2 separate regions of the Homo sapiens genome follow, and region 1 is linked to region 2. Evidence: read pairs that join two places in POLR2A ChIA-PET (ENCODE). Cell type or tissue: PC-3. All regions are shown on one strand. Links, peaks and the distances in the headings refer to the core of each region. The heading gives the core; the rest is flanking DNA.

Region 1 (10,261 bases), core at 1,435-9,434, 110 kb before region 2:
CAGCACTTTGGGAGGCCGAGGTGGGCAAATCAGTAGAGGTCAGGAGTTTGAGACCAGCCTGGCCAACATGGTGAAACCCTATCTCTACCAAAAAATACAAAAATTAGCCATGCATGGTGGTGCACACTTGTAATCCCAACTACTCGGGAGGCTGAAGTGGGAGAATTGCTTGAACCTGGGAGGCAGAGGTTGCAGTGAGCCAAGATCAAGCCATTGCACTGGGTGACAGAGGGAGACTCCATCTTAAAAAAAAAAAAAAATTGAATGCCTGTGCTCAGAGGTAGGTTATGGTGGACTCACCCTGGGGTGGGCAGCCACGCAATGCAATGGAATGAGAACAACCACAGGCCCCACCCCAAGAGCAGCCCAGGGCACACCTGGGCACCCAGGGGCTCTGCTGGAGCCTTCTGAGCTGACCCAAGATAAATTCACATTAACCAGGACTGTTAAAAGAAAAAAAACTTCAGCAGAATTAAAGGAGTTTAACTGAGCAATGAACGATTGGTGTATTGGGCAGCCCCCAGAATCACAGCAGATTCAGAGTGACTCCAGGGGTGCCTCATGGTCAGAACAAATTTATAGATAAAAAAAGTAAAGTGACGGGCAGAAATTGGAAATGAGGTGCAGAAACAGCTGGATTGATTACAGCTCAGCGTTTGCCTCATTTGATCACAGTTTGAGCACTCATCAGTGTATGACTGGTTAAAGTATGGCCACTGGGACTGGACAAGATTCAGCGATTGTTACAGGGGCATACTCCTAAGTTAGGTTTTCAATCTTGTCTACCTATTAAATTAGGTTGCAGTTCATCCACAAGGACTTACATATAGAAGTATGGAGTCCTTCTCAGGCCATATTTAGTTTCCTTTAATAGAACTGAAGGAATTTCACTTTCCATAGGACACAGCATCTCAGCCCTTGAGAAGGGGAAGGACAGGGAGAATCAGAAATTCTTGTATGCCAAGCAAATGGCCAGTGTATTAGGTGAAGAAAGTGCTGAATGAGAAGTAATGTTTCCCAAAAGATGGTTCCCAAGATCATACTAAAGGATTCACAAAACAATATTTTTTATTTCGAATATTAATATGCTTAGTTCAATCAATAAAGGCAAGTGACAGTGGTTTTTCTATTTATAATATTGATATAAAATTTCCCTTTTGGGCTGGGCACGGTGGCTCACACCTGTAATCCCAGCATTTTGGGAGGTTGAGGTGGGCAGATCACCTGAGGTCGGGAGTTGGAGACCAGCTTGACCAACATGGGGAAACCTTGTCTCTACTAAAAATACAAGATTAGCCGGGCATAGTGGCACATGCCTGTAATCCCAGCTACTCGGGAGGCTGAAGCAGAAGAATTGCTTGTAACTGGGAGGCAGATGTTGCAGTGAGCTGAGATGGAGCCATTGCCCTCCAGCCTGGGCAACAAGAGTGAAATTCCATCTCAAAAAAAGTAAATAAATAAATAAATAATAAAAATTTCCCTTTTGATTACATTTAAGTAAAACAGCAAGTTTCTTTAAATAATTTTTTTTTTTTAGACAGAGTTTCACTCCTGTTGCCCAGGCTGGAGTGCAATGGCACAATCTCGGCTCACCGCAACCTCCTCCTACTGGGTTCAAGCGATTCTCCTGCCTCAGCCTCCCAAGTAGATGGGATTACAGGCATGCACCACCACACCTGGCTAATTTTTTTTTTGGTATTTTTAGTAAAGACGGGGTTTCTCCATGTTGGTCAGGCTGGTCTCGAACTCCCGACCTCAGATGATCCGCCCACCTCAGCCTCCCAAATTGCTGGGATTACAGGCGTAAGCCACCATGCCCAGCCTAAATAAAATTTTTAATTTTTTAAATTAAATTTAATTTAAAAAACTTCTTTAGAGACAGAGTCTTGCTCTGTTTCCTAGGCTAGAGTACAGTAGCATCATCATAGCTCTTGTTGTAGTCTAGAACTCCTGGGCCCAAGTTATCCTCCTGCCTTAGCCTCCTGAGTAGCTGGGACTATAGCCACATGCCACCATACCTGGCTAATTTTAAAAAATTTTTTTGTAGAGACTATAACTGTCCATGGAGTTCTCCTTGCCCACTGCCTAGACAGAGCCAATTTATCAAGACAGGTTAATTGCAATAGAGAAAGAGTTTAATTCATGCAGAGCCAGCTACATGAAAGATTGGAGTTTTATTATTATTCAAATAAGTGTCCCTGAGAATTCAGGGATTAGAATTTTTAATAATTTGGTGGGTAGGGGACCAGTGAGTTGGGAGCACTGATTGGTTGGCTCAGAGATGAAATCACAGGGAGTCAAAGCTGTCCTCTTATGCTGAGTCAGTTCCTGGGTGGGGTCACAGGACTGATTGGCAGGTCCAGGTGGGACCATCAGGCTGTCAGAAATGCAAAAACCTGAAGAGACATTTTAAAAGGCCAATCCTAGCTTCTACCATGTTATCTTCAAGAGTAATTGGAGAAGTTGCAAATCTTATGATCTCTGGAATAATGGCTAGTATTATTTAGAATTCAAGTCCCTCTCATCCTTACTTGGTGGCCTTTCATTAGTTTTACAAGAACAGTTTAGTTTTAGGGAAAGGCTATTATTTAAACTATAAACTAAATTTCTCCCAAAGTGAGTTTGGCCCATGCCCAGGAATGAGCAGATAGCCAACCCGTGAGGCTAGAAACAAGGTGGAGTTGGTTAGGTCAGATCTCTTTCAACTGTCATAACTTCCTCAGTTATAATTCTTTTGCAAAGGCAGTTTCAAGACAGGGCCTCGCTGTTTTACCCAGGCTGGTCCTGAACTCCTGAGATCAAGCGATCATCCCAAAGTGTTGGGATTATAGGCATGAATCACTGCGTCCAGTCATTTTTTAAAACTATATATATATATATATATTTTAATGAGACAGGGTCTTTCTCTGTTGCCTAGGCAGAGTGCATTAGTGCAATTATGGCTCACTGAAGCCTCTACTGGCAGGCTCAAGAGATCCTCTCGCCTCGGCTTCCTGAGTAGCTGGAACTACAGTCATGCTCCACTACACCCAGCTAATTTTCTTTTTTGGAGTGATGTTGCCCAGGATGGTCTTGAACTCCTGGACACAAGCAATCAAAAAACGCTGGGATTACAAGCATAGGCCACTGCACCTAGCCTTTTTTTTTTTTTTTTTTTCGTTTTTTTGTGTGTGTGTGTGAAGGGGGTTCTCACTCTGTCACTCAGGCTAAAATGCAGTGGTGTGATAATGGCTCACTGCGGCCTCGATCTCCCCAGGCCCAGGCGATCTTCCCACCTCAGCCTGCTGAGTAGCTGGGACCACAGGTGCATGCCACCAGTCCTGGCTAATTTTTGTATTTTCAGTAGAGACCTGACTTTGTTGGCCAGGTTGGTCTTGAACACCCGAGCTCAAGTGATCCACCTGCCCCAGCCTCTCAAGGCTGAAGTGATCCACCTGCCCCATGCTTTGGATTACAGGCATGAGCCACCATGCCTGGCCATTTTTTGTTTTGTTTTGTTTTGTTTTGTTTTTTGAGACTGGGTCTGGCTCAGTTGCCCAGGCTGGATTGCAGTGGTTTGATTATGGCTCACTGCAGCCTCTGCCTCTGGGGCTCAAGCCGTCTTCCCACTTCAGCCTCCTGAGTAACTGGGATTACAGGCATGAACCATCATCACATTCAGTTAATTTTTGTCTGTTTTATAGAGATGGGATTTCACCATGTTGCCGAGGCTGGTCTCAAACTCCTAGCCTCATGTGATCCACCCGCCTCGGCCTGCCAACCAAATGTGTTGGGATTACAGGCATGAGCCACCTTGCCAGGCCTTGAAATTTAGTTTCTAGTTTAAATGATAATTAATAACCCTTCCCAAAAACTAAGCTGCCTTCATAAAACTAGTGAAAGGCCACCAGGTTAGGAGGGTGAGAGGGGCGTGAATTCTGCTAAGATGTAGGTATAAATAATTTTTTTTTTTGAGACAGAATCTTGCTGTGTCGCCCAGGCTGGAGTGCAGTGGCATGATCTCAGCTCACTGCAACCTCCGCCTCCTGGGTTCAAGCGATTCTCCTGCCTCAGCCTCCCAAGTAGCTGAGACTACAGGCACCCGCCCCCACACTGGGCTAATTTTTGTATTTTTAGTAGAGATGGGGTTTCACTATGCTGGCCGGGCTGGTATTGAACTCCTGACCTCGTGATCCACCTGCCTCAGCCTCCGAAAGTGCTGGGATTACAGGCGTGAGTCATCAAGCCTGGCCAATTTTTTGTTTTTTTTTTTTTAGTCAGGATCTCACTCTGCTGCCCAGGCTGGAGTGCAGTGGCTTAATCATGGCTCACTGCGGCCTTGAGCTCCCCAGGCTCAAGCAATTCTCCCACCACAGCCTTCTGAGAAGAGGGACTACAGACACATACCACCACACCTGGCTAACCTTTGTACTTTTTGTAGAGATGGGGTCTTGCTATGTTGCCCAAGCTGGTCTTGAACACCTGAGATAAACCATCTGCCCACCCCCGCAGCTTCCCAAAGTGCTGACATTACAGGTGTGAGACATTGAGCCAGGCCAAATGATTTTATTTTGTTTTTTTTGAGACAGAGTCTTGCTCTGTTGCCCAGGCTGGAGTGCAGTGGCACAATCTCAGCTCATTGCAACCTCTGCCTCCTGAGTTCAAGCGATTTTCCTGCCTCAGCCTCCTGAGTAGCTGGGATTACAGGTCCACCACCACACCTGGCTAATTTTCATATTTTTAATAGAAACAGGGTTTTGCCATGTTGGCCAAGCTGGTCTCGAACTCCTGACCTCAAGTGATCCACGTCCCTCAGCCTTGCAAAGTGCTGGGATTACAGGCGTGATCCACTGCACTCGGCCAAATGATTTTTTATTGTTCCAAAGATCATAAGATTTAGAACTTCCCCAATGACTCTTGTAATTAACATTGGTATTGTAGAATCTTTTGAGATGTCTTTTGCATTTCTGATGACCAGATGGTCCCACCGGACTGCCTGACCAGGGCAAGTGGCCACTTTGGTGGCTACCACTTAGAAGCAGGGTCAGCACAGAATGAACATTTTCCACACCCATATGACTGCATCCCCAACCAATCAGCATGCCCCTACTCCGTAGCCCCCTACCCGCTATCCTTGAAAAACCCTAGCCTTCAAATTTTTGAAGAGATTGCCTTGAGTAGTGTAGTGTGGCTGGCCTTGCCTCAATAAACTCTTTCTTTACTGCAATGCCATGGTCTCAGTGCATTGATTTTGTCTGTGCAGCAGGCGGGAAGAACTCACTGGGCAGTTACATTTTGATATACATATACATAGTGAAATGGCTACTACAGTCAAAAAAATTAACATATCCATCACTGTGATGCTGTGAAATACATATATATTTTGTCTTGTGAACCCCAGAAATCTGAGACAGGTCTATTAATTTAGAAAGTTTATTTTGCCAAGATTGAGGACACGCACCCGTAACACAGCCTCAGGAGGTTCTGATGACATGTGCCCAAGGTGGTTAGAGCACAGTTTGGTTTTATACATTTTAGGGAGACATGAGACATCAATCAACATATGTAAAATGAACATTGGTTCAGTCTGGAAAGGCAGGACAACTCACAGCAAAGGTGAGAGAGGGGGCTTCCAGGTCATAGGTACATAAGAGACAAATGGTTGCATTCTTTTGAGTTTCTGATTAGCTTCTTCAAGGGGGGCAATCAGATATGCATTTATCTCAGTGAGCAGAAGGGTGACTTTGAATAAAATGGGAGGCAGGTTGGCCCTAAGCAGTTCCCAGCTTGACTTTTCCCTTTAGCTTAGTGATTTAGAAGCCCCAAGATTTATTTTTCTTTCACATTTCCCCCCCTTTTCTTTTCAAAAATCTTCTGGAGAAAGCATTTTAGAAGAAAATGAGTCTCTAGTCTCAGGTTTTGTCTGATTTCTCATGGCTAGGATGGTTTATTCCTAGATGGGTAGGTCCCAAGTTAAATGGGTTAAGAAAGCTCATTTTTTAGCAGGTTGTGAAGTCTCATGTCCTATGAAGAGAAAATAGGGAGAGGAAGAGAGAAAAACAACAAAAAACAAAAGAACAATCCTGGAAAATCAATATAGGCCACATTACTCTGAAGCCCATACATCAGTAGGCAGGTACGAAAGTGGCTTATGTATATATATAAAATCGGTTGCTGTTATTTTCTTCTAAAGTTTAAGTTATCCAGCTTCAGTTCACAGGGCTTTACAAAAGCACAGCTTAGTTTCTGGTGACTCCAAATTAGGAAAAATGGGAAAAAAGAAGGAAAAAAAAATTGAAAGCATTATTTTGCAGACTTGTAGCCAAGAAAAAAAAATTAGAATTCAGTCCAAACTGTAGAAAATAATAAAAATTGAAAAACATTAGGCAAGACCAGAATCTAACAACAGGTATACTATAGTTTTTGAAACATAATTTTTCTTTCTCCAGTTTCTCATTTTTACTAAAGATAAATCATGGTAGGACTAATTTGCTTTATTGTACTTGGCCTGATTATTGGTATACAGTGCAACAAGAATAATTATTTTCTTTTATGTAGGCTTTTAAATGGGCTTTGATGGAACTTTGTTCCATAGAAAGAATCTTAGATAAGATTTTAAAAGCCAAGCCCAGCAATGGATTTGTACCATCAAATACCTATGAGTTGGGTGAATTCCTCTCCTCTAGAGGTTCCAAGACAAACTTGGGTCTCCTGGGCCTGTCAGAAAGTGACATTCTTTACTTCGCACAGGTCAGGAACCCTGTACAGCGACTGTGGAGACAAGACATGAGACCAGTTTTCTCAAGGGGCTTTTATTGGCTCCATAAGTCAAGTTTGGTTCCTTAAAGGCAAGCACACCATTCCAGTCAAAGCTTTGGTAAAACAACCAGTTTCTTCAATTGTGTCCTGTTACAAATGAAAACAGATTCTTATGGCACTTATGCAAATAACTGCATTGCTGTAAGTTAAGAATACTCACAAATAGTTTCAAAATTCTGTAGAAATCAGGTAGAGAGAAAAAAATATGCTCCAAATTTTGTTTATAGGAGTATACTAAATTGCTAAAAAGCCATCAATAGCTCCAAAGGAGTTTTCTTGACTCTGAAAAAATTAAGGATTAGCAACATTTTAAGCAAAAAGTCAAAAAATTACTTCAGTTTTCTATTACTTCAGTCCATACAGTTAATTCCTATTCTGCTTGATATTCATGAATATTTCAGCTCTCCATGAGTCCTACAGTTTTTCCTCTATTCTGATGTCACAATCTTCAAAGTTATCAGAAACCTTCATTCAAGAGCACCTGTTTGAGTTTCATAGCTGGTGGTTTTATAAAACCACCATCTAAAAAGGACCAAAACAACAATTGTCCGTGGATGACAAAAGTTTTAAAGATAATAATACTGATTCTTGCAAAATACAGTAATTAAGAAAATTAGCTGGGCACAGTGGCTCATGCCTGTAATCCCAGCACTTTGGGAGGCCGAGGCGGGTAGGTCACAAGGTCAGGAGTTTGAGACCAGTCTGACCAACATGGAGAAACCCCGTCTCTACTAAAAATACAAAAAAATTAGCTGGGCATGGTGACATATGCCTGTAATCTCAGCTACTCAGGAAGCTGAGGCAAGAGAACCACTTGAACCCAGGAGGCAGAGGTTGCAGTGAGCCGAGATCCCGTCACTGCACTAGGGCCTGGGTGACAGAGTGAGACTCCATCTCAAAAAAGAAAAAAGAAAATTAATCCTTTATCACAAACCCTTGTAGCAGAGTACATCTCCCCGTATATACCAGCATTGTACCTAGGGTGGGTGCATTCCTCCTCTTACTTTCAGGAATGTCCTGAAGTCACTATAGCTATGGAGTAGCTGTTCTTTCACCACTTCACTTTCTTAATAAACTTGCTTTTGCTTTGTACGGCGGGCTTGCCCTGAATTCTTTCTTGTATGAGATCCAATAACCCTCTCTTGGGGTCTGGATTGGGACCCCTTTCCTGTAACATATTTCTGGCGACCACACAAGGGACTATAGTGCAGAAACCCTGACCCAATGGCTACCTTTGGGTAAGTGTTGGGGTTCTGTAACATCTTTCTGGTGAACCTGAAGGGACGATACTGAAGAAACCCTCCAATCCAAAGAAATAGACTGCAGCACTGATTGGGTAACTTTGGGTAAGTGGTGGGGTACCTGGGTAAAGAATGGGATTGGGTTAGAGGCCCAACTTAGGGGAGTTAGAGTCTCTCCTAAGACAGAGTGGGTTAGAAACCCTTCTTAATAAAAGGCAAGGATGCTTGACCAACCTCAGGTTAGAGGCCTGACTTAGGAGGGTTAGAGTCCCTTCTATGATTTGGGGGTTAGAGGTCCCTCTCAGTAAAGTCCCTCTTGGCTAAAAATGTGTTTGGCACCGCAGGCTATGCTCTTTGTATTAATCTGCCTTGTCTTCTTTGCTGCATAAATCAATTTCTTAATTGCTGTGTCTGTTTCACTGTCATTTTCAGCAGACTTTATTTAACTAGTTTTAGGAATTTTAACTTACTCTTTTCCTAAGCGCCTCCCAATTTCCATCCGTCTGCTTGTGATCGAGAAGCACTACGATGAAAATCAGGGGAATTTTATCCTTGCTGTTTCGTTTCACACTAAAAAATCTTCTTTCCTTTCTTGGATTTGGGCAAACTGGCTTTGCTTGTCCAATCCACACTGCTGCTATTGCCCAGACCTGTTTGCTCTGGTCATTCCCATCTAAATCCTCTTCATTTCCCTTTCCTTATTTGACATTTTTGTCGAAGTCCATGTTGTGGTTTATCTAAGATTCATGGCTCGGCTCACTTATGTTATCTGGAAAATGTGAATAAGAGAATTCAATTTTCGGCAGGGATCCCCTCATTAATGCAGCTGGCCTTAATAACCTCTCTTTTTAGTGGAACTCTGCCAGTGGCAATACACTCTCGCAGGCTTGGAACTTTTCTTTCAACATCACCTGCCTCCTTCATGGGAACCATGGCATTGATTCCAAAGAACGCACCACTAGGATGCATTATTGAACATTGGGACCAGTTTAAACTGAATGGGCTTAAGAAGAGAAAACTGGTCGGTTTTTTTTTTTTTTTTTTTTTGAGACGGAGTTTTGTTCTTGTTGCCCATGCTGGAGTACAATGGTGCAATCTCAGCTCACCGCAAACTCCACCTCCTGGGTTCAAGCAATTCTCCTGCCTCAGCCTCCTGAATAGCTGGGATTATAGGCATACACCACCACGCCCAGCTAATTTTCGTATTTTTAGTAGAGACAGGGTTTCACCGTGTTGGTTAGGCTGGTCTCGAACTCCTGACCTCAGGTGGTCCACCCTCCTCGGCCTCCCAAAGTGTTGGGATTACAGGTGTGAGGCACCACGCCCAGTGAAAACTGGTGTTTCTGTGTAATACTGTTTAGCCTCAGTATTATTTGGAAAAACAAGAGAAATGGCCTCCTACTGGAACTATGGCCTTTAATACTATACTTCAACTTATTTTTTTTTGTAAACGGGAGGGAAAATGGTATGAAATACCATATGTTCAAGCATTTTTGCAGCTCAGTCAGGATAAAACCCTGCAGCAGGCATGTGCATGTTTGATGAAAGGAAAAGAAGAAAAAGAGGTAGTCATACTAGATGATCCTTTAATGCAAAACCCCCGGGTTCAGCGGGGAGTTTTGGGTGGAGCAGAACTTCCTTCCATCAGCTGTGAAGGTTCAGATGTGTCAGTCCTTTCTCCCTTCAGTCCACCTGAAAGTTCTATTGAGAACCCTTCGTCCTCTCCTCCTTACAAGTCTAGTCCCATTCTATACCCACCACTCCCTGAGGAACTTAGCCCAGTGAGGACTACTCATAGCGGAGCCTCCCATCAACCTCCAAAGGGAAATCTTTGTCCACTTAGAGAGGTGGCAAATGGGGAAGAATGCACTGTGAGAGTACATGTCCCCTTTTCTATGTCTGATTTGGTTCTATGTAAAGAGAAGTTTGGTCATTTCTCTGAAGATCCAGGAAAATTCATAGATGAGTTTAAGAAGTTAACTCTGACCTATAGTTTAACTTGGCAGGATCTTCTTGTTGTGTTGTCTCTGTGTTGTACAGTGAAAGACAATCAACACATTCTGGGGACAGCTAGGACCCATGGAGATGAGGTATTGGCTCACAACCCAAACCATAATATATATCAGGCAGGAGGTATAGCAGTTCCAGATCAAGATCCAGAGTGGAACTACTGTAAGGTACATGGATGTGCTTTGGTCAACAATAGGCTGAGGCGGACATCT
Region 2 (10,261 bases), core at 897-8,896:
AAGTAGGGAAGACATTTTATGTAGAGAAGTAACAAGCTACAGGGATCAGAGGTATGAACCAGGGTGCATGTTTGGGTTATGGTGAGTGGTGTCTGGCCAAACTGTGTGGCTCAGGGTCTTTCTGCTTCACCATCTTTAGCATAGAAGCCTTCCTTGTGCTCACTTGCTCATCTCATTCTCACAAAATAGCTGCTTCATATCTAGGCACCATCTCTCTATTCCCACAGGGGAAAGAGGGAAAGTGCCAAGGGTAACAGCGGAAACGTCTTCCTTTTTATTCAGGAAATGAGGGACTCCCCAAGGCTTCTGCTTATATTTCATTGGCTTGAGCTGAGCCGTACAACCATCACTAGTGGCAGGTAGTCTGGGATGTCAAGAAAGTAGCTTCCCAGTCTCTTTGGTTAGAAGGCAAAGGAGAAGATGGTGGGAATCGGTTTGCATCAGTCACTCTACACATTATCTGCTTTGTTAGGGCAGCATTATCTTAGTATTGTTACCAAGTTCAGGGTCTTTTCTGGGGTGATCAAGCATCCTGGGTCGCCTGGGACCAAGTGGTTTTCTGGGTTGTAGGACTTTGAGTGCTATAGCCTGGAAAGCCCTAGGAAAACCAGGATGGTTGGCCATCCTAGTCTTTCCCCATATCCTCTGTTGTCCAAAAATATGGAAGCAGGTCATTTCTTGACATAGGAGCTGCCTTGACTGGGCTTAAAAAGGCCTGAAAGGCAGCTTAATAATTTACAATGAGAAATAAATGATATTGGATCAGGGGAGGATACTGGAAGAAGAGCTCCATGGGATTTGCTTGGTGCTCGTGAGATTTTGACTGACAAGAGATCTTAGGGCTACTATATTACCCAAATTCAGGGGACTCTGTTCACTTTGCCAGCAGCCTGGGATTAATTCTGTAGTGCTAATGCCATTCTGAGAAGCCTTTCAATGAATCTGAGCTCAGGGTTCTTAGTCCCCCTGTTACTGAAGCTTCTCCCCAGACAGTGTCGTTTTTGTTTTTTCCTTCCTTTCTAAGCTTCTGGTGCTGACTAGTCTCCCCTTCTAATGGACAGTGTTTAGATACGTTATTGTCTAAAGGTAGATCTGGCCAGGCATGGTGGCTCACACCTGTAATCCCAGCACTTTGGGAGGCCAAAGCTGGCAGATCACCTGAGGTCAGGAGTTTGAGACCAGCCTGGCCAACACGGTGAAACCCCGTCTCTACTAAAAATACAAAAATTAGCTGGACATGGTGACAGGCACCTATAGCTGAGATCCATTGTGAGTGCCATTGCACTCTAGCCTGGGCGACAGAGTGAGACTCCATCTCAAAAAATAATAATAAAAATAAAGGTAGATTAAAAAAAAAGAGACATAATTTGCGTTATCGTAAAATTTACTTTTTTAAAGTGTGTAATTCAGTGGTTTTTAGTATGTTCACAAAGTCATTCACCACTGTCTAATTCCAGAACATTTTTCTTACCCCAAAATGAAATCCTATACCCATTAGCATCACTGCCCATTTCCTGCTTCCTTTAGACTGTGGCAACCACTCATCTATTTTCTGTCTCTATAACTTTGCGTATTTTAGACATGTCATATAAATGGAATCCTATGGTATGTGGCCTTTTTTAAAAATCACTGGCTTCTTTCACTGAGCATAATTTTTCAAGTTCTTTTAAGCTGTAGTATGTATCAGTACTTCATTCTTTATAACTGCCAAATAATAGTTCTTTGTATGGATATACCACATTTTATTTCATTCATTCATTAGACATTGATGGTTCTACTTTCTGGCTATTATGAGTAGTAGTACTATGAACATTTGTGTACATATTTTTGTGTGGACACGTTTTTACTTCTCTTGGCTGTATACCTAGCAGTGGAATTGCTGGTCTTCAGGTGTGTCTTACTGATGTTTTTTTTTGAGATGGAGTTTTGGTCTGTCGCCTGGGCTGAAGTGCAGTGGCGCAATCTCGGCTCACTGCAACCTCCACCTCCCAGGCTCAAGCAATTCTCCTGCCTCAGCCTCCCAAGTAACTGGGATTACAGGCGCACGCCACCATGCCCAGCTAATTGTTGTATTTTTAGTAGAGACGGGGTTTCACCATGTTGGCCAGGCTGGTCTCGAACTCCTGGGCTCAAGCAATCCTCCTGCCTTGGCCTCCCAAAGTGTTGGGATTACAGGCGTGAGCCACTGTTCCTGGCCTTATCTTACTCTCTCTTTTTTTTTTTGAGACGGACTCTCACTCTGTCTTCCATGCTGGAGTGCAGTGGTGCAGTCTTGGCTCACTGCAACCTCCACCTCCCAGGTTCAAGCCATTATCCTACCTCAGCCTCTGGAGTAGCTGGGACTACAGGTGCAGCTAATTTTTGTCATTTTAGTAGAGATGGGGTTTCACCATATTGGTCAGGCTGGTCTCCATCTCCTGACCTCAGGGGATCCGCCTGCCTCGGCCTCCCAAAGTGCTGGGATTATAGGTGTGAGCCACTGTGCCCAACCATCTTTAAGCCTCCTTAAGGAGGCTGTGTCTCTAACATGCCCTGTTGGTTTTATAGTTGGACTCTCACTGGACAGCCTCGTTTTTCTAAGATTTGGGGGTTATAAGGATCAGAGTTGTCCCCAGTTGGCTCCTTTCACCTCGTCCATAAGGTTGTTGTGAGGCTTCACTGAGGTAATCTGTATAAAGTAAGGTGCTGGCCTGTACCCTGTACATCACTCAGTAGTGGTGATTTCACTGCCCTTTGCCTCCTGCCTTTGGCTTCTGGCTATCTCCAAACACCCCATGCCTTCTGTGCTCCACCCTCTGTTGAAACACAGGAATCTAAAACCATTCATTGATACTTTTTGAGTGATTATACTGAAAACAATTGCATGTTGTCTCATGCAGAATTTTCGTGTTAAACCCTGTGTTGCAAGGATGCCATTAACCAGCACACAGATGGCGGTGGAGATTGATTGATTGAGATGGGGTTTCGCTGTGTTGCCCAGGCTGGAGTGCAGTGGTGTAATCGTAGTTCACTGTAACTTTGAACTCCTGGACTCCAGTGATCCTCCTGTGTCAGTTTTCCAAGTAACTGGGACTACAGTCTCATGTCACTGTGCCTGGCTAATTTTTAAAATTATTTTATAGAGCTGGGGTCTCGCTATGTTGCCTAGGCTCTTCTCAAACTCCTGGCCTCAAAGCGATCCTCCTGCCTCAGCCTCCCAAAGTGTTGGGATTACCAGCGTGAACCACCACACTTGGCTGGGGATGGAGTTTTAGACACCAGAGGCTTCCTTCCGAGGTTGACCTAGAAAGCACCCTTGGTGGGTGCCATGGGATGGGGGAATACAGTCAAAAGGAACCTGCTCTTCCCGCTGCGCCTCCACCTGAGGTGGATGTGTCTGCTGGGGCTGCTGGAGTCTCCATCTTCCACTTTAACTTCACTTAAGAGCTGAAAGCTCTGCCCCTTCTTCAAGATTTTCCCTGCTGTCTCCCCTTCCCTGCTCAACCAGAGATTCCTCTTATTCTTCCTCTTGCTATTAGTATTAATCTGGCTCACTGACTCTTTTCCTTAACCTCATCCTAAAACTGTCTGATGCATATTTTATATTTTCTTGCATGTTTGACTTTTAGTTAGTATTTTACAGTAATTTCGTTCTGCAGCCATCCTCTTATCTGATACCCTGGAACTCATTCCTGTGCCTATCAGTTCTCACCTCTGGTAATTAAACTTTGTAAAAAAGAAATGTGACATTTGGACATATTCTCTTATTAGTAAAGGTATTATTGTGTATGAGACTAATGCTGTGCATCTATAATAAGTTGTTTCACCTTGTGAATACTAATGTAATTTGGAAATAAACCTTTCTTTGTTAAAGACTTTTTCTACATGGGCCACGTTTTTCCAGACCTATTTCCTAATAATTTGTGGTTTTTAAAGGTATGTCAATAGAGATGCTGTAGCCAGCATGGCTGGATTCTGTTAGATAAACATTTTGTGAGATTGCTTACCTTAAACAATTGTCTTTAAAAGTTAATTTCTTCCCTAATGTGTCAGTAAGGAAATTCTATAGTATTTAAGAAGCCTGATAAAGTCCAGTTAAAACATTTTGCATTGCTCTTTAAACATCTTTTCTGAGGGTTGATGTGTTCGTGTTTGTTTGGTTCACATAGTTTCTTCTGAATTTTAAGAAAGCTTTGTCAGAATCAGTAACTTGCCTATAGTGTATTTTTCATGACCATATGGCTTTCTTCATCAAAAACAGCTAAGTAAAAATTTCAGTGAATAATAGTATATATATATGGGAATGTATTCCTCATCATTTGTATGCTCTTGAGAGAGTGACTCATGTACTGTTTTCTATTGAGTTCCCGAAAGTTTATAAAGAGATGACAAACAATTGGCTATGGGATTGAAATAATGCACATGTAAAATGGAAGGGAAAACATGGAAACAGTTTCTTCCTTTGTTCTTCCCTTACCTTGATGAAATTTTTACCACTTAACGTTTTTCAGTAAAGTCAAGGTCAGTATCAGAGCCTAGTACGGTTCTGCTTGCCGCTGTCTGAGGATTACCTGTCTTATTACAGAATGTACATGCTCCCAGAGGAGAAGATACAGTTTGATTTCAGGATGACAAACAGCTCTTCTGGGACAATAGTGTCAAGTATAAAAGGATTATAAAGGTTTTAGGACCATGGGATGGTTTGAAGGGGAAAGGGTGAAATGACAGTTAAGGTTGGCATCACCGAGGTCCCAGTTGTTGGCTGCCCCCTACTTCTCCTGTTCCCCTCTGGCAGTATTTTACAGATGTATTTCCTTTGACCTTTCCTTTAGTAGGAAGTTGTAGGCTTTAAGATCCAGCAGAAAAAAATTATGAGCCATTTGTGACCCTCTTGAGCAGTCCTTCAGGTAGAACACATTTCATAAGAGCTAGTGAATGGTCTTGGGTAATTAAAGCTCACTTTATGATTATACAGTGTGGTGGCCAGCCCAGAGGGAACATCACAAATACACATTATGAATGTATAGAATTGAGACTTTATACCTGGAGACTGTTGGATGACCTGGTCCTCTGCCCCCAGGCCTACCCTTCTGCCCATCCTCATCCAATTCTGTTTTGATTTTTAAAAAGTATGTGCTTCTTAGCCCTCTCATTGCTTCACTGTGAGGGGAAAAACTTTTCTATTGAGGTGCTGAAGCTGTGCTTTCCAGGACTCATACTTATGTGCTGTTGAATGAGTCTCAGTGCTCCTAGGAGTCTATAAAAGGAATAGAAGACTTCTTTTCTCTAACTCCCTTATGGTTTGTATTTTATCTGCTAAGAGACACTGGCATTTCATGGAGATGGGAGAGAAAAAGACACAGCCTACTTAGACAGTTCCTTTATTCCAACATATATACTCACTTCACATATTCATAGACACCTTCCACCTAGCATCAAATTCTGAACTCATAGAAGACTTAGGTGTTTTTGGTTTTGTATGCATAGCTTTTGAAATCCCTGGGTTGAAAATTTTCTAGGTGTTGTTTGTATGCTCTAGTCAAGCCCAGGACATAAAGGGTTATGTTAAAATTACTTTCCTTAGTGACTATTAACCAGAAATTTTATCTGTCAGGAGAAAGGATTCATGCAACTCTAAGAATGCATTGCCCTCTGCATAGGCTATTAGCTTTGGCAACCGAAGATAGATGAGACTTAGGCTGTGTTTAAATTTTTCATTGTGATGAGACAAATCTATTATTATAAAAGCCCTACTTTATCAGTGAGAGTGTTTCCTTATGTTGTTTTAATTAAAGGAGCAGTGTGTTTTTAAATTTAATTATGGTACCTTGAAGATCTGATACTAGCTGTAAGCTAAGGATTCTTTGGGTTTTCAAGATTTTTTTTTTGGAGACGGAGTTTCACTCTGTTGCCCAGGCTGGAGTGCAGTGGCGTGATCTGGGCTCACTGCAACACCTGCTTCCTGGTTTCAAGTGATTCTTCTGCCTCAGCCTCCCAGGTAGCTGGGATTACAGGTGCGGGCCACCATGCCCGGCTGATTTTTTGTATTTTTAGTAGAGACAGGTTTCACCATGTTGGTCAGGCTGGTCTCGAATTCCTGACCTCAAATGATCTGCCATCTTCAGCCTCCCAAAATGCTGGGATTACAGGCGTGAGCTACAGTGCCCAGCCAGTTTTCAAGATTTTTAATGCATTTGGAGCAGCGCTATCCTAAAGAACCTTCTTTGATGATGGAAATTTTCTCTATCTGCACCATCCAATATGGTCTGGTAACCACCAGCCACATGTGGCTATTGAGCACTTAAAATGTGGCTGAGACTGAGAAACTAAAATTTTAATTTTCTTGAAAATGTAAATTAATTAATTAATTAATTTATTTATTTATTTAGAGACAAGGTCTTGCTCTGTTACCCAGGCCGGAGTGCAGTGGTGCAATCATAGTTCACTGCAGCCTCGACCTCCTGGGCTCAAGTGATTCTCCTGCCTTAGCCTTCTGAGTAGCTGGGATTACAGGCATGTACCACCATACCTGGCTAATTAAAAAAAAAAAATTTTGTAGATATGGGGTCTCTCTATGTTGCCCAAGCTGGTCTGGACTCCAGGCCTCAGCCTCCCAAAGGAGAAAATGTAAATTTATATAGTCGCATGTGATTAGTGGTTATTGTGTTGGACAGCACAGATTTAGAATCTGAGGAAACTCTCCATTTAGTATAATGCCATCTGAAGCTCTTAACCAGTTGAGGCTGGTTAAATCTGAAGTTGATATTGGATAATATTGCTATTAGGCCAATGAGAGATTTCTTTAATAAAGATGCAAGTTTATCAAACTTAAATATGCTAGATATGAACTTTGGGAAGGCAAAAATTAATTCCAGAAATAATTCCAATATAATTAATTGAACAAATATTTAGAAAATGTTATCTAGGATAAAGAAGTGTAGTAAATATTGTGGAGGACTCAGAGGTGAGTGGGACTTAGGTGAGGCTGCCTATTTTGAGTCCTGCTGGGGAGGCCTTGAAAGGTCAAGGAGAAGTTCTTTTTTTTTTTTTTTTGAGATGGAGTCTTGCTCTGTCACCAGGCTGGAGTGCAGTGGCACGATCTCAGCTCACTGCAACCTCTGCCTCCCAGGTTCAAGCGATTCTACTGCCTCAGCCTCCCGAGTAGCTGGGACTACAGGTGCACGCCACCACATCCAGCTAATTTTTTGTATTTTTAGTGGAGACAGGGTTTCACCATGTTGGCCAGGATGGTCTTGATCTCTTGACCTTGTGATCCTCCCACCTTGGCCTCCCAATGTCCTGGGATTACAGGTGTGAGCCACTGCGCCCGGCCAGGGGAAGCTCTTTCTAAGGGAGTAGCTTAGAGCACAGAATGCCAACTGGGTTATCATCAGGCTGTAAACAGTAGGATTTCAGTTTGTGCAAGCACGATGGTTGGGGCTGTAACAGGAGAAGGGGGAGCTGTTTACATCAGGGGAACATTAGGTTACATTTGGCTCTGACAGGCAAGATTAATTTTGTCTGAGAGAAGGTTGAGGTGGGATTGGAATTTTCCCAGGTATGCCCTGCGATGTTCTGCTGAGTTTCATGTGTGTTGGAGCAGGCCTCTCAGGCCATCACAGTTCTGGGAGATGGACTTTCCAAAGATTGGGAAGCTGGAGGCAGGGACACCTGGACACAGAGCCTTCTTCACCCCCACCTGCATCCCAGGTGAGGAGGAATTCTTGAAAATGCCGAGTTTGACTCACCAACCAGGAGTATCTAATGTATATAAATATTCCTTTAAACGTAAGTATAGTGATGAGTAGATAAGCCAGAGTATTTAAAAGCCACAGCAAAGATTCAGCTTCCTCTCCGCTCCCCCGTGCCCCACATCTGGGAGGACCCCACCTGAGCTTGGTGTTATAGTTGGCTGATGCTCTTAGGTGGAAACCCAGGGGCAAAGGACAAGCCACAGAAACATAGGCTGCATCTGCTCCTACTCTGTACTTCCACCTTACCTGCCCATTAAGTGCTATGTTCTTGACTAAATAATTCATGTATCGCAGAGAGGGAAGGTATGTGTTCCCACCAACCTCTGACCCATCCATAACCCAGTGTATTACACTGACCCAGGAACCAGAGCTCACTTCACCCTGCTTGGAGTCAGGGAACTCGGAACCTAACTGTCCTGGGCCCTCTTTCTGGTAGTTGGGTGAGTCCTGAGGGCCTGATACGTGAGGTTTGGACAGGCTGGGCAGTAGGTTATGGCATATCTTGTAAGGGAGACCATGTCAGCAGTGGGGAGCAGAATGCAGAGGAATCAAAGACCTGATCTCATAGTGCAGGTGTGAAGGGAGAAGAGCCAGCCTTTCTCCACCGTCTCTCTGGGGACAGGGGACTGTCTCGCAGGGACTACACCTTGGCATTTGGGCATGTCAGACCAGGATCTAGTCATCAGAGTTACCCAATGCCCTGGGGTTGGTTTCTACCAGGTCAGGGATGCAGTTCTGCAGGCAGTATGTTACATCTGAGACTACAGGAGAGAGGGGTGGGGTGACAGTCTTTCCATAGGGTGTCCAGACACTCCTGGCCCAGGGACTGAGCCATGGATAGTGGGATGCTTGCCTCTCTGTGTGGCAGGGCTTTCGTCTCTGTTTTTTGTTTTTGAGATGGAGTCTTGCTCTGTTGCTCAGGCTGGAGTGTAGTGGCGCAATCTTGGCTCACTGCAACCTCTGCCTCCTGGGTTCAAGCAATTCTGCCTCAGCCTCCTGAGTAGCTGAGATTACAGGCACATGCCACCATGCCCAGCTAATTTTTGTATTTTTAGTAGAGATGGGGTTTTACCATGTTGGCCAGGCTGGTCCTGAACTCCTGACCTCAGGTGATCCACCTGCCTCAGCCTCCCAAAGTGCTGAGATTACAAGTGTGAGCCACCATGCCCAGCCTGGTCTCTGGTTTTGAGCCATGATGTCAGGCTGACCAGGCTGGCACATTTAGCCTGGAATGGGTTAGGCTTCTGGCTTTGATGTTAAGAAAGGAAACTAGTGCCAAGTGCAGTGGCTCCTGCCCATAATCTCAAGACTTTGGGAGGCTAAGCCAGGAGGATTGCTTGAGCCTAGGAGTTTGAGACCAGCCTGGGCAACATAGCAAGACCCCACCTCAAAAAAAAAAAAGGTAGTTTGGTGTGGGGCATGCGCCTATAATTCCAGTGCTTTGGGCTGAGGCACTTTGGGGAGATTGAGACTGCAGTAAGCTATGATTGTGCCACTGCAGCCCAGCCTGGTTGACAGAGTGAGATCCTGTCTGGAAAAAAAAAGAGAACTGGCTGGTCCTTCCTGAAATAGTGCCCACAGGCTGGCAGAGCACTGACTGACACCTGCCTCTTTCAGAGGTGGGGTCAGGATAGCTGTATGGAAATTCTCCAATGTGTGGGTTGTAGGAGTGTATCTCATATCCCTTCAAGCACTGCCAGGCCAGAACCCAGTGGAGTTTGCAAAGAATGGGTTTCTTGTTAGAAGAAAGTATTACGTACATGTAAGTAATCTTGGGTATAGCTGGGAAGTGATGAATAAATTTGACCATTAAAAGATTGTAATGTCTGTATCACCAAAGACAAAATCACAAATATAATTAAAAAACAAATAACAGACTAGGAGAAAATAGACCATGTGCAATACACAAAGGATAAATACAGAGTATATAAAGAAGCTTCTGCATATTAATAAGAAAACACTAGAATAAATGGGCAAAAGATATAAAAAGGCATTGACAGAAAGGGAACAAATGGCCAATAAATACAAAGAGATGCTTAACTTCATTAATAATTAGTGAATTACACATTAAAGCAACTAGATATGATTTTATCCCATCAGATTGGCAGAAATTAAAGAGAATAATATTCTTTGGCGGCAATGAGAAAAAATGGGTGTACTTTCATATTCTGAGCATATAAATTGTTCAGACCTTTTTGGAGAAGGTAGTTTGGCTGTATCTTTGAAAATAAAATCACATACTTTTAATTTGGTAATTTTGTGTCTAGTGAAATACACCTGAACACATGCTCATTCCAGCACTGGAATGGTGAAATATTGGAATGATTAAATGTACAGTGGTACAGCCAGCATATAGAATGCGATACCTAAAAAGTGTGTAAGAGTGTGGTATAGATCTTTATGCAGCTGATGTGGGAGGCTCTCTCAGATACGTTTTTAGTGAGAAAAAATATAAAATTATTACATTTATATTTGTAAACCTCAAAATTTATATGTATTTGTAAATTCTAAAACATGCTTTTCAGATT

Evidence for each region. Peaks named below come from ENCODE experiments on the same cell type or tissue, not always from the same donor. Only the 100,000 strongest peaks of a DNase experiment are listed, where the experiment ranks them.
Region 1: POLR2A ChIA-PET joins it to region 2 with 10 read pairs; 3 of 35 experiments call an interaction of 5 or more read pairs at or near these places.

The regions. Positions count from the first base shown.
Region 1 is chr10:74,768,285-74,778,545 of GRCh38, forward strand. No RefSeq gene overlaps it. Among named protein-coding and RNA genes, the nearest start is that of KAT6B, 53 kb to the right of the region's middle. In PC-3, for the core only: a CTCF peak has its summit at 2,982; no DNase peak of the experiment used is centred there.
Region 2 is chr10:74,878,719-74,888,979 of GRCh38, forward strand. All of the region lies in intron 3 of KAT6B (lysine acetyltransferase 6B), which reads left to right. Among named protein-coding and RNA genes, the nearest start is that of KAT6B, 57 kb to the left of the region's middle. In PC-3, for the core only: no CTCF peak of the experiment used is centred there; DNase peaks (open chromatin) are centred at 1,553 and 4,333; H3K27ac peaks cover 917 bases.